2 separate regions of the Homo sapiens genome follow, and region 2 is linked to region 1. A link is a contact called in ENCODE Hi-C data. All regions are on one chromosome and are shown on one strand. Each heading gives the region's core, a stretch centred on a gene start or an enhancer-like site at or near the end of the contact. The rest is flanking DNA. Distances are from core to core; before and after follow the strand shown.

Region 1 (6,854 bases), core at 912-3,411:
TATCTGTATATGTTTTTCCACAAATAAGCATATATCTCAGGGAGTCTACAAATGTCTTTTAGAAAAATGTTTGCTCTCAATATTTATGTGAGCAACTGAAGATAAAGTTGAGTTTTCAAAATAAATTTATGTATATCCATTTATTTGCTATGGTATAAATCATTCAGCAAAGTTGATATAAAGGTTTCTAGACCCCATCATATTATTTCAATTATAAATTCAAAGATGTGTCTTATGGTTAAAAAAACATCCTGTAATAGAATGAGTTGAATTTTTATTCACAAAGGAAATATTTCACACTCTGATTTAAGCATATAATAGGATATTTGGTCTATTCAGGAGGTTGGGAAGTTTGCCTGGAATAAAAAGCAATGGAGCTAGACCTGAAGAAAATAATAGAAGTTAAATGAATATGAAGAGAAGAAAAATATTCTGGCTTACAAAATGTCTCAGTATTTCTTTATGCTCATTTAAAAATGCTTTTCGACATTTCCTGAGTGGGAATTTTAAATGAAAATCTGTTCTGATTTGTGATAATATACATATATCACTTCATTGAGATTATTATTCTTTATAATTTACTTTTTATTATCATAAGCTTTAAAGGGATGGTAACTTGATAAACATTTTCTGTACTAAGACAAATGCTGCAAATATATAGATTTTTAAAAAATTCACCTTTGCAATAAAAAGCAAAACAGCCACAACAACAACAACAAAAATCTTATGTTGTTTTTCTTTCCTCTTTCTTTCCTCTCCAAATAGAAATTGTCAATGTAACATGCTCAAGAGGTAGCTACTTCCCTGACTTTCAGAGGAAAGAAGAACGGTAAAAGTCAAAAAAAGACTTCAAAGTGAATTGTAATAAGCAAGTTGTTTTAAAATACTTTTTATACTTTTTGGAATTTCTACAAAAATTTTATTTTCAATGTCCTTTTAGATACTACATCATAAAGAGAAATATTAAATATTAATTATTAGTTACATTCTATAATCTATTGAAATGTACTCATGATTCATATTGACGCCGCTCAAGAACTATCCATTGAATAGACCATAAATGTGCAAAGATTTCAAACTTTAATAGGCACTGGAAGTCCAACTAGTTGCATTTTCCTACTGAATACAGCATTTGCATGATTTTTAAGAGTTTAAATATTTCTATCTCATCAAGGCTGTAATATTTACCCACCACCCAGGAAGGGCGGTGGCTCCACAAGAATTTCTAAAGCAAAAATGTATTAAAACTATTAACAAGAAACTAAAAACTTGATTTAAAATACATTCTGTGATAAAAATTGCAGAAAGTTAATATTTTACTAAATATCTCAATATATTTTTGAACTATTATATACCCAAGTATTCAATAAAATATGTCAATTAAATTCAAAATTTGAGGAAGCAAACTTCAGGTCTGAAAAGAGGGAGTGGCTTACATACAACCAAAGCTGTTTTATGACTTTTTAAAAGATCAAATTTGTTAAAAGAATAAAAACTCACTTATTTTATCATTAAAAAATTCTCAGGCTTTTATAAATGTGTGTTATTGTCACTTTGGAAGTTAAGTAATAATGTTGCTTTTGTAATATCTTTGAACAGTTGTAAATAAAGATACAGATAGACATTGCTTTCCTTTTAAAATTGTATTTTTTGTCCCGAAACATTTATGTCTTTGTAAACAGAAACAATGTATTCTGTCACACAACTAGCTATGTCTCCCTGAGACAACAATCTTGATGGTTTACAGCAGGCTTCTCACTTCCAGTTACCAACACATTTAAATTATTTTTATGTCTATTTCAAACATTCCTCCAAAAGAGAAAAAATAATTTAAAAAATATTAATATCCTTGTACTTACCTGTCACAAATACTTCTGTGTCCAGAAAGGCAAAGCCAAATGCCAAGAGTTTAAGCCACAAATACATGGTCATATCTGGAAGTCAGCCGTGTCCCTAAGAAACAGCATGCGTCCTTCTGAAAAGCAAAATAATTGTTATCTCTGTAGAAGTTTTTCTCTGTAAAAACGAATCAAAAATGTAAAAGTAAATAAATAAATGCATACTCTCCACTGTTGTCTTATCAGACGAGGAACAATTTCCTCCTCTGTTACCCTAAGAACAAACCACTTGCTAGCTGCATGAACTGCTAGGTGATGATGTCAGATTCGGTTTTACTAACTTCTCCAAAAATACTGTAAGGGTCCTCTTTGCAGGAAGTCAAAAAAGTTGTTCTAAGTCAGTAGAATGGCATTGCACTTCCTTAATTCAAGTAATTACACCAAGTTAGAAAGCCTTTTAAAAGATTTTCCCATCAAGGAAGATGTTTTTAAACCATCCAAATAATGCTCCTTTACAGTATCCATTACCATTTTTTTTAAATTAAATCCCCACAAAATAATCAATAATTTTCTTACTTAAGAGATGACAAACAGATTCAGCATAAGTATAACAAAATGGGTGTTGGCAAGATGACTTAGTAGAAAGTATCAATATTTGACTTACTGAGACGGCCAAATGAATGAAAAAACTACTAATCTGGTTATTTTTGGCAACCCAGTATCATTTACCATTAGGGCATTCAAAACTCAGCAATATGACAGTTTTAGCAGTAAAACCCATTTCTTATGCAAAAGCACTTTCAGACAGCTTAACAGTTTTGCCCCAAATCTTTCACAGATATCCTTGTGAAGCTAGGAGTGGAATCAGAATGTCATTTCTACTATAGTTACAGCAAACCCTGCTTCCAAAAACTAATGTTTCTGTGACTTAAGATGTTCTTGGCGCTACTGATGAGGGAAAGGACAGTGAAAACCAAGAGATACCTTTAACAAAAGTTAACTTGTTTCCTTTTTCTCAGCAATACTTTTTCAACTTTTTTAACAAATAAGACAATGAATTGTATTAACACAATGCTCTTCACCATTCTGATGTTCTTAGTTAAGTCCATCTATTAGGAAAATGCTTACTGGCAAAAAGTATAAATTCAACAATACAATTAGATGAATTGGTTTTATTAATACAATATCTATATGCCTTTAAAAATAAAAGTACACACATGTGCAACTCATTTATTTGAACAATAGATAATGCTTGGGGGACTTTTAGACAGACAGAGCCCTTGTGGTAATTCTGCAAACCCTAGTTTGGAAGCATTATTGTAGGGTTCTTATATTTAAGTAAATAAATCTTTTGATACTTACAAACTTTTTTGTTTTACTCTTACATTGGCTGCTAGGAACTACAGAGCCAAATTTCTATCACACTTTGTGCAAATGGAAATAACCCCACAGCTTAAACTCTAGGTAATAACCTTTTAATAAGATTGTAGTTAAGAATATTATTTTACTATGATTATTATTATATTTAACTTATGGAGCACTTACTATGTGCAGGAACTATGCTTTGCACTTTACATATATTGTATAATTTGTACGATACCCTTGAGCTAGATAATGTTATTATTCCCCATTTTATCTGTGATGTTCAGAGAGGTTAGTTGAGTTGCCTAAGATCTTGCAGCTAGGATGTAGACAAGCTATATTTAGAACCCAAGTCTCCAAGTTTAATTTTGCTTTCCTTACTCACCTTACTATTGCCCTTTATTTTTCTCATCCCTTTTACCAATCTTTTTGTACTATGTAAGTTTATAATACTCGAAAAGATAGACCTTTGAATCAGTGAAAATGAAATTATTCTCTTTTTGCAAATGTATTTTTAAATAAGATAACTGTGCAAGTAAGCACTAATTTTCATGTGGGTAGGCCTAATAAAACATCAGTGTCAGAACTCATGGATTTGAATACTCAGCTCCTCAGCCTATGTCTTAAAATACATTTGCAACAGAAAACTCTTTGGGGATTTGCTTTAAATATCTTTAAGCAAATACTTGTGTTCTGTGAGCTTGCTGTTATGGCAGAATATTTGGCAAAATTAGAGGCCAGGAGAAAAGTGTATATGATCTTTTAAAAGGAAGAAAAGTATATAAAATATACTCTATAACAATGTGAGTTTAGCAGCCTTAAACGGACATTTTAAAAGGGATTTGTGGCTTTAAAAAAATAGTAAGAAGTTAGGAGATTCAATTCCATTTCAGACAGGTGAGAAGACAGATTCTACCCAAGGAATCCAAGATAGATTAGCAACAAATGAGTTGCATTATATGTGTTAATCCAACACATATATAATGTTTTAACATATTCATTGTGTTAAAATTGAGTTTAGTGTCTATAGGAAATACTAGAATTTTAAGCAGCAAAATCTGTACTGTGTATTATAAAGGTGTAAAGACATACAGCTTGAAATACAGAGACATCAGCAGATGAATGTATATACAATTCTGATGGCTCAGAATGGAGACAGTGGCAACCCAGAGGTTTGTTAGCCTGAGGTCCAGGCTGTCAGGAGGGTAGGCAAGAGGGAAGGCCCTAGCAGCTTGTTAGGAGACAGAGCCAGGTTGTCCTTGATGGTATACTACACTAAGCCAGACATCCAGGAAGGACTCCGGGTAGCAGCTTGTCTTTCCACAGGGCATCTGGGGAAATTTCTACTGTATCACATACAGGCCTGGCATCCAAGCCTTCCGCTTGCATCAGCAGAAAACTCTCAAAGAAAACAGGAGGAGTATTTATGACATACTGATGTGATCCACTCTCACTGATTCCCAGAGGGAGGGTGGGCTGGTTGCTGATAAATGGGTATTTTGCAAAGAACAACTGAGTCTAGGAAATGGGCAGGAAGTAACACCAGATTTCATACATAGTAAATACAATGGCACTTGTTGAGTAGCTGAAAACAGTATGTATCCAAAGTCATCTCAAATTTTGATGAAGAAAATTTCAAAATAATCATAGTTAATCAACTTACAATAGATTTTTAAAAGCTTAAAAACTTAATATTTACTTAAATCAATAAAGTCATTTTCCAGATTTTTAAGGCTACCTACAGTAGAGGTTATATAAAGACAGAAACAGATTACAAGTTAACTACAGAGGCAGATGTTACTCATTTGTTCATGCATTCATTCACTCATTCATTCAACAAATACAGAGCAAGTTCCTAATGTAATCCAGTCATTTTACCTGACATGAGGAAAAAATGGTGAGCAAAAACAGGCATGCTTTCTTTCCTATCTACACTTTAGTGGAAGACACAATAATTAATTATCCAGTCATCATGACACTTTCATCACAAAGGCAATACTTCCACACTGTGATTTAAGCATATAATAGGATATTTGGTCTATTCTGGAGGTTGGGAAGTTTTCCTGGAATAAAAAGCAATGGAGCTAGACCTGAAGAAAATAAGTTAAATGAGTATGAGGAGAAGGAAAGTATTCTAGGCAGAAATAATAAATTTAAAGGAGGAGACTGTGTTCAAGGAACAGGAAGAGATGTGAGGCTGATGTAGAAAGAAGCAGAGCCTGGAAAATAAGGAGGTTTCAGAGGGAGATGATGGCCAAATCTTGCCAGGCCTTGCAGGTTCCAAGAATATGTATTTACCCTAAGAGCTATGAGGAAGTTATGAAGCATTATAAACATTGTTCTTGAATTTTCTTACCAATCGTCTCCATGTTGCCAGATTTTATACCATCATTTGTTTCTCTACCCTCATATTATGTGACTTCTTAGTAGCATTAAACAAAATCTTTCCTTCTCTAACCATTATGTTTTGTCAGCTTCCAAAACATCATTACCTACAAATTTAAATTTCCTTAACCCTTATTGGCTTTTCCTCAACAGTTGCCATATTGGGTCCTCTTCCTCTGTCTGCCCTTTTTGTCTCTTTGAGACAGTCTCAGCTCTGTCGCCCAGGCTGGAGTGCAGTGGCACGATCTCAGCTCACTGCAACCTCCGCCTGCTGGGTTCAAGTGATTCTTCTGCCTCAGCCTCCCCAGAAGCTGGGACTACAGGCACGCACCACCATGCCCAGCTAACTTTTTGTATTTTAGTAAAGATGGGGTTTCACCATGTTGTCCAGGCTGGTCTGAGCTCCTTGAGCTCAGGCAATCTGCCCACCTTGGCCTCCCAAAGTGCTAGGGTTACAGGTGTGAGCCACCGCTCCCAGACGACTTTTTTTTTTTTTTTTTTTTTTTAACCAGGGTCTCTCTCTGTTACCCAGGCTGGACTGCAGTGGTGCGATCAGGGCTCACTGCAGCTTCTACCTCCAGTGCTCAAGCGATCCTCCCACCTCAGCCTCCTGAGAAGTTGGGACTATAGGCGTACACCAACACACCCAGCTCAATTTTTTGTAGAAACAGAGTTTTGCCATGTTGCCCAGGCTGGTCTCGAACTCCTGGACTCAAGAAATCCACCTGCCTCAGCCTCCCAAAGTGCTGGGATTACAGACGTGTGGGCTACCTTGCCCAGTCTCTACCTAACTTTTAAGTACTACTAAGATACATTACAAGCTCAATTCTGTACCCACCTCTCTCTTTCTGTGTGAGCTCCTTCGTGGGAATAACTAACGAATTTATATTTCCAATCAGATCTATGATATATTTGAGATCTCTAGATTCACATTTTGCTACCACATTCTTAACTAGTCTACTAGATTGTCTCAGAGCCAACTCAACAGAACATAGAAGTCTTGACCCATCCTTTCTTTAAACCCATCCCAATTCTCAATCTTATTTATATCTGTAAATGCACCAGTATACACACAGTAACTTGCAACAGAAGCCTAATTTTTATTTTTTATTTCTTCTTTCCTGTTACAACTACTAAATCATTAACAAATCCCATTCATACTCTCTCCACCATCTATCTTGTGTTCTGTTTACAATTGTACCACTTAGAATCAAACCATCATCACTGTTCAGGCTTTTGACTAACTTCCAAGCCTCCATCTTATCTTCC
Region 2 (7,042 bases), core at 541-3,040, 2.2 Mb before region 1:
GTGATGGAGACCTCAAAAAACGCCTGGTGAGCGATTTCAGGACCTTCTGTCCAGAGGGAAAGACCAGAACAACTTCCAGGTGAGTCCTGCCGCTTCACAGGGGGAGAAGTGTCACCAGATTCAATGCAAGGGTTTTGTGAGTGAGAAGGGCAGGGGGTCTGACTTGGAGAAGGTATTTCTCTGAAAGCAACGGCTATTGTGGGAGACGGGAGAAAGCACAGCCAGAAATCAGAATGGCATTTGGGGGTCTGGGTTAGATATTCTGGTGGGTTCTCTTCCCGATGGGACAGAGAAGGAAACCCACTTCCCTTCTGTCTACTTGGTGAATCTGCGGGTCTCCGAGTTGCTGTCTGCTACATCTCATAGCACCTATCTTGGACTGGACAAAATTAGCTCAGGTACCCTGCAGGCTGAGAGGGAACAGCTAGTCACAGGAGCCTGGTTTAGGGGAGTTCAATTGTTCTGAGGTTCCGGGGAAACCGATGGAGGAGGCCTTGGGAGTCCAGGCAGCGCGCGAGGAAATGCGATGCCGGCCCGAGCAGCTTGCTGCCGCCAGAACAGGCGCGTCTGGGGAGCTCAGTCCCCTCCGGGACCTCTGGCCTCCTCTCGATGCTCCGCTGCCGCCCACCTCCAGCGGCCCGGGGCAGCTACCAGGAGGCCGAGGCAGTGTTCGCGGCCTGGGCCCGGCAACGGAACACGGAACTGTCGTCCCTGGAGAGCGAGGAGGCTGAGCTGATCCTTCGCGCCAGGCGGCCGGTGCGCCCGCAGGCCCCGTCCAGCGCCCGGGCTCGGAATGAGCGGTCCAGCAGGAGGTAGATGAGCGGGTTGGCGCAGCTGTTGACGAAGGCCAGGCAGGTGGCAATGGTGAGGCCCCAGCGCAGCGCCAGCAGCAGGGGGCACGGCAGCGGCAGCGCCCCCAGACGCGCCAGGTGGAAGACGGCCCGCAGGGCGCTGAAGGGCAGCCAGGAGCCCACAAACGTGCTCTCGATGGCGAAGATGATGCGCAGCGAGTTCCTCCGGGCCCGACCCACGTGCGGCGGCCGTCGCAGGCGGCGCGAGATGCGGCAGTAGCAGAAGAGGGTGACGACCAGGGGCAGCACGAAGGTCAGCAGCAGCAGCAGCAAGCTGAGGCCCTGGAAGGCGTGGGAGGGCTCCTCGCCGCACTGGCTGTCCTGGCCCCCAGGCAGGGGCTGCAACCCCCGGTAGACCAGGGAGGGCAGGCCGGCCAGCAGCGCCACGGCCCAGACGCCGCAGCACGAGGCCAGCGCGCAGCGCGGGGTGCGCAGTGGCCTCGCCTCGAGCAGCTTCACCACGGCCAGGTAGCGGTCCACGCTCATGCCCGCCAGCAGCAGCGCGCCCGCGCAGCGCGTGCCCGCCAGCGCGAAGCTGCTGAGCTTGCAGAGGCCATCGCCGAACGGCCAGCGGCCGCCTAGCGCCGCCGCCGCGGCCCACAGCGGCAGCGTGAGCACGAAGCCCAGGTCAGCTGCCGCCAGGTGCAGCACGAAGGTATCCACCAGCCGCCGCGGGCCCCGCCGCCCGGCCAGCAGCCACACCACAAAGGCGTTGCCCAGCAGGCCCACGGCGAAGGCCGCCAGGTAGAGCGCGGGGATGTAGACGTAGCCGTAGGGCAGGTCCCCGGCCGGACACAGCTCCAGCTCCTCCAGGCCGTCCAACCCCGAGTAGTCCCAGGGCGCTGACCCCGGGCTGGGGCTCCAGGGCTCTGTGGGGGCCATGGCCTGGCTATGAGGCCTGCGCGGAGTGCAGCCCTGGGCGCAGGCGGCAGCAGCTCTGAGCAGGAGGGGGTTTGCTCTTCACGCCCGGCCCTGCACCTCCCTTCCTGCCACCCAAGCCGGAGGCAAATGGGTGGGCAGGAAAGAGGGGAGGGAGGAGGGGATGGGGTGGGAGGGGCAGGCTTCTGTGAGAGAGATGGTGGCCTCCGATTTGGGGCTGACCCGAGGGGTAAGGGCAGGGACAGGCAAAAGGGGCTTCACATCTAAATCTTGGGAGGAAAAGTCTTCAGGGCTGGGAGACCTGCCCGGCCTCCCAGTAGGAGCGTGGCCCATTCCTCTATTAGTTGCTCAGTTTCTTTGTTCGTGAAATCGGGATACTTGCCCCACTGTCTCAGGGTCGCGTTGCAAGAGGTGGTGGGTGCCCGAGAGCCCTAACCTCTTCTCAGCCTCCACTTCACCCCTTCCCACCTGCACCCACCGGCTGCTGTCTTCTCTGTTTTAGAGGTGAGAAGACAGAGCCCCGGGATTTTATGAGTATGGGGCCTAAGGCACGCCCCACCCCAAATCCACCTGTTCCCTAGGAAAGACTCCACTGCCGGGACACAGCAGATCTGGGTGGGTGGGGGAGCCCGCCCTGGGCAGTCAAGCAGTTGTTAGCGTCCTGAGATGTGGGGCTCATGTCTTCACCCTATGAGTGGCTTCTCTGACCCAGTCAGGTCCTCATGAAGCCACGCGAAAGGGTTTTAAGGCAGCGAGGAAGGGGTGTAGTCAGATCATCCTGCTGGAAAGGGGTGAAACCTGGGATTCACATCTGCCTCTTCCCTGTCTTCTCCTATCCTAAAAAACCTGTCAAGCCAGACACAGATGTAAGCTCAGTTCAAAAGATGACACCTAATGAAACACCAGATTAGTTGTCCTAAATTATGAGTCAGGAGCTTGGAGGCAGCAAGATCCCTTCTGAACTGAGAAACTGAGAGTAAGGGGAGGATTCATAAAGACGAGGGGGAATGAAGTCTGACCCTGAGGAGGCAGTGGGACCTAAGGAGGAGAGGATGGGTGAGGGAAAGCTTGCTCTTTCTCCTGAAGGAGGCATGCAGCCACTTACATCTGAATTCTTCTTAGCAGATATCCCTTCCACAAGATATTGTGGTAGAACTGATGTCACAGTGCCCTCTGAGTCTGTCCCCAGTGTTCCCAGGTATGAGTGGCTGATGTGCCGGGCAACCCGGTGTGGAAAATTTGAGGTGGATTATCAATTTTGTTCGATTAAGACTTGTTAACAATGAACTCCTCCATGAAGCAGGCACTGTTTCAGGCACTGCAAGAGATGCCATTCTTGGCCTTCGCAGTTTGTTGCATAGGCAGGAGAGATGGTTACATAAGCAGAATCTTATGTAATCTTATGCAGGGGCCAAATTGTAGTAAATGTTAAAAACCAAGCCCTCTTAGGGTTTAGTGGAGGGGGAGTGATTATTTTTGACGGGAGGGCTGAATCAGAAAAGGCCTTCGAGGAGATGACACTTGAGATCAGTCCCAGGAAGGAGCTGAAAGTCAAATAAGAGCAGCAGAAAAGAGAAGAAAGGGTCAGACTCGGAGGAGGGAGTAAAGGGAACAAGTATACCAAAATGAGTAGGAATGTGGGCTTTTCAGGGGACAAGCAGTCTGCCAGAGCCCAGGGTAGGAAGGTGGGGGCAGGAGATGAAGCAGGAAAGGATCATGAGGGGATTTGGATTTCAATCTATAGGTCATGGGGAGCCAGGAGGCATCGATCTGTGTTTTGAAAAGATCGCTGGCAGAACTATGGAGAAGGGAGAGGCTCAAGCCAGGGAGACCCCATAGTAGGTTGTAATTATTTGTGTCTGAAATAGATCATGAGCAGTGGGGACAGAAATGGGAGGGTATATTCAAGAGATAATTGTAACATCATAGGTCTCACAAAGAGGAGTCAAAGATAAGCCTGGGGTTTCTCTGCTTAGGGACTATATGGACGCTGTCCCCTTAACTGCCAAGAACACAGAGAGGCACATGTGTGTATGTGTTCAGTTTGATGTTGAAGTGGGGTCATGAAATAATTTATCATCTAACCAGGATGTTTCTGAGAGTGAAAGGGGCACTATCAGAATTAACCTGGGCCGTAAACCAGGACTATTTTGGGCAAACTGGGACATAAGGTCACCCTCGCTCAGGGTCCCTCTGGCACACGGAGATCCCCAGGAAGGATTTGGAAAATGGTCTTAGAGGCCGGGCGCAGTGGCTCACATCTAATCCCAGCACTTTGGGAGGCCGAGGTGGGTAGATCACTTCAAGTCAGGAGCTCGAGACCAGCCTGGCCAACATGGTGAAACCCTGTCTCTACTAAAAATGCAAAAATTAGCCGGGCACGGTACGCGCAAGTCCCAGCTACTCAGGAGGCTGAGGTGGGAGAATCGCTTGAACCCAGGAGCAAAGGTTGCAGTGAGCTGAGATCAAGCCACTGCACTCCAGCCTGGGTGAAAGAGCGAGACTCCATCTCAAAAAGAAAATGGTCCTAGAGCTCACAGAGGGTTGGGTATGCAGTGTTTAGGCTGCTCCTGTCAAGAATTTCTCCCACACCAATTACAAGATGGGCAGGGAAGAGAAGAGCCTAGGGAATGAATGGTCTGGACCTTCCCTTCACTGGCTTTTCAGCCTCCGGGCTTGGTTTTCCCCTGAAGACCCACCCCAGAGCCGCTTTTCTAATGTCTGAGCATGTGGTTGCTGGTGAGCGGTGCCCACATCCGGGGTGGAGTAGGGGGCTGCAGCCTCCTCCCCTAGAAGGCTAGCAGGGGCAGTGCTTGCCTGCCAGAGCCCAGAGACCATCAGAGACAGACCCAGTGTTGCTGGACTTCACCCCTTCAGGCACACCTCAGTCTGCGGGCTCAGAGAGTGTGAGTGATCCTGAAAGCTAGAGATGAACAGCAGAGAAGCCGCCGGGTGAAAACAAAGAATGGGGCAAGCAGACCAAGAGGGGAATATAGGAAGGGGGTTGAGGGGAAGTAGAAGTAGGTTATTTTAAAAATCACAGAGCTACTTGCTTCCTGGGCCATCATCTCATACCCAAGGGAAGTCTGTGGCCCAGAGCATATGCTGAATTTTCTCTGCTGAGGCCTGGGTGCTGTCCATGGGCCTTACTGAACTTGTCTGGATGAGAAGAAACAGCAAAGGTCAGAGCCAGGGACACTGCCTTAGGCCCGGTCTCCTGGGGTGCCCAGCCCGGTTTCAGTGACCAAGGCCAACTTCACAAGACTGCTCTTTCACCCTTCAGGAGGACTCCCCACAGGATTACACACAAGTCAACTAATAGAAACACTCACCCTTACAGGCTGGGAATCCTGGCCATGCTCTCTAACAGGTGTGGACAAAGCAGAAGAAGTCTTCCCTCTTCCTCCATCCCACCCCTGGGAGCCTTCTCTAACCTCCATCCCTAAGAGGACTTCCTCTCTCTGCACTGCTGGAGCCAGGGCAACTGTTACGTGGCTCCGTCTTGCCTTGCCCATGGGATTATGAACTTCTCAGGGCGAGGGGGAGCTTCTTTCTACTCATCAGGGTGATTAGCACAAGCCTGAAAACAGAGGAGATACTTTAAATAAATATCCAATGCTTCGGGCTAAATTGTTTTCGAGAGTAGGTTTATTTCTGCCCCTTTACAGGTTATATTTAAGTTCTTATAACTTATTTTTTCTAATTTTAATTTTTCTGTACAAAGAATCTTAACATTTTAAGTAAATTGTATTTGCCTTTTTATGTTTAATCATAAAAGCCATCTAATACATTACAGAATAAAGAAGTAGTCGTCATCTTGGACCTGCTACCCCTACACAACCAAACTTAGCCAGTGAAGGACATTTTCAAAAGTATTTATTTGTAATCTCATTATTTTTAGATTTTCTATTTTTAAATATTCCATTTCAGATATTCTTCACATTTTTTACACAGGTGTTTCAAAGTCGTATCTGTAATTAGAGTGTACACAGTATTCTCAATTAATATCATATAAATCCACATGAGTCTATGTTGCTTAATTTTCTAAACCCTTAAATATGGATATTTAGGATGTTTCTAGTATTTTTAACTGTTATAGAAATTTGTAATGAATAATTGCACTTATGACTTTTTTATATTGTTTTTATAACATAAATGCTCTTGTATAAGTACATATAAATATGTATTTATATACATATAAATATGTACAAATATAACATATTTATATAAATATGTATAAATATAACATTTATATAAATATGTTGTAAAACACGTTATAAATACAAATTTTGTAACAAAGGCAATGAAAATTTTTATTGCTTGATACAAATGTTTACAGTGATTAGCAGTTTAGAATGTCACTGGCATTGTATGAGAGTATAAGGTTCAACACAGTCTTCTTAGAGATGTTCATCGGTAACATATATTTTCCATTGTAATAGGCAGTGAGGTAAAATGGTACCTCATTTCAATTTGCACTTGTTTATAAATAAGATGGAAAATCTATTTATTTCCTAAGTGAACCATTCTAATCATGTCCTTCACATATTTATTATAATCTATGTATTTCTTATTAATTTGTACAAACTATATATTTAGGATGAGTCATGATTTATTCCACTTGATTCAAATATTTTTCCAAATTCTTTTCTTAGCTATTATTTATTTTAGTTTGACATTTTCATATAGTCAAATTTGTTGCTATTAGCAATTTCAGAGTTTAGAATGTTACTTTCTCTTTGACAATGTAAGAAGATTCAGTCTGTCATTAAAAAATAATTTTCATTAGTATTTTAAAATTTACCTGGTGTGTAATCGATGTTTTCATATTTCTATCCAGCTTTCCTAACATCATTTATTAAATTTAAAATATATATTTTTAAAACCTTGCTCTGTGTTGTGACATAGAATTTATTATATGCATTTCTTTTTTTTATTATATGCATTTCTTTTTTTTTTTTTTTAATAGACAGGGGCTTGTTCTGTTGCCCAGGCTGCAGTGTAGCCCAGTGTGATCATAGCTCACTGCAGCCTCAAATTCTTCAGCTCAGGCAATCCTCCTGCATCAGCCTCCTGAGAAGCTGGGACTACAGGTGCACAGCACCATGCCTGGCTAATGTTATTTTTTACCTTTTGTAGAGACACAGTTTCATTATATTGCCCAGGCTGATCTCAAATTCCTGGCTTCAAGCGATCCTCTCACCTTGGCCTCCCAAAATGCTGGGATTACAAGTGTGAGCCACTGTGCCCGGCCAATATCAATTTCTTATATGTCATTTTGTCTGTTTCTGATCAGTGAACACGCAGATCAG

The links. Hi-C counts contacts between places; a loop is a spot of excess contacts on that map. Pooled maps may share reads with other maps.
Region 2: a map with no recorded cell type shows a loop between it and region 1 (5-fold over the local background). The contact joins the promoter of GPR25 here to the promoter of PTPRC in region 1. A Hi-C loop is called at or near these places in 3 of 37 single-sample maps with no recorded cell type and 4 of 50 pooled maps.

Annotation. Positions count from the first base shown.
Region 1 is chr1:198,634,347-198,641,200 of GRCh38, reverse strand. PTPRC (protein tyrosine phosphatase receptor type C) reads right to left here and starts at 2,161. Exons shown (of 33, transcript NM_002838.5): 1 at 2,064-2,161; 2 at 1,860-1,975. The coding sequence starts at 1,932.
Region 2 is chr1:200,867,729-200,874,770 of GRCh38, reverse strand. GPR25 (G protein-coupled receptor 25) reads right to left here and starts at 1,790. Exons shown (of 1, transcript NM_005298.4): 1 at 593-1,790. The coding sequence starts at 1,733. The coding sequence ends at 648. RefSeq lists an enhancer at 1,096-1,738.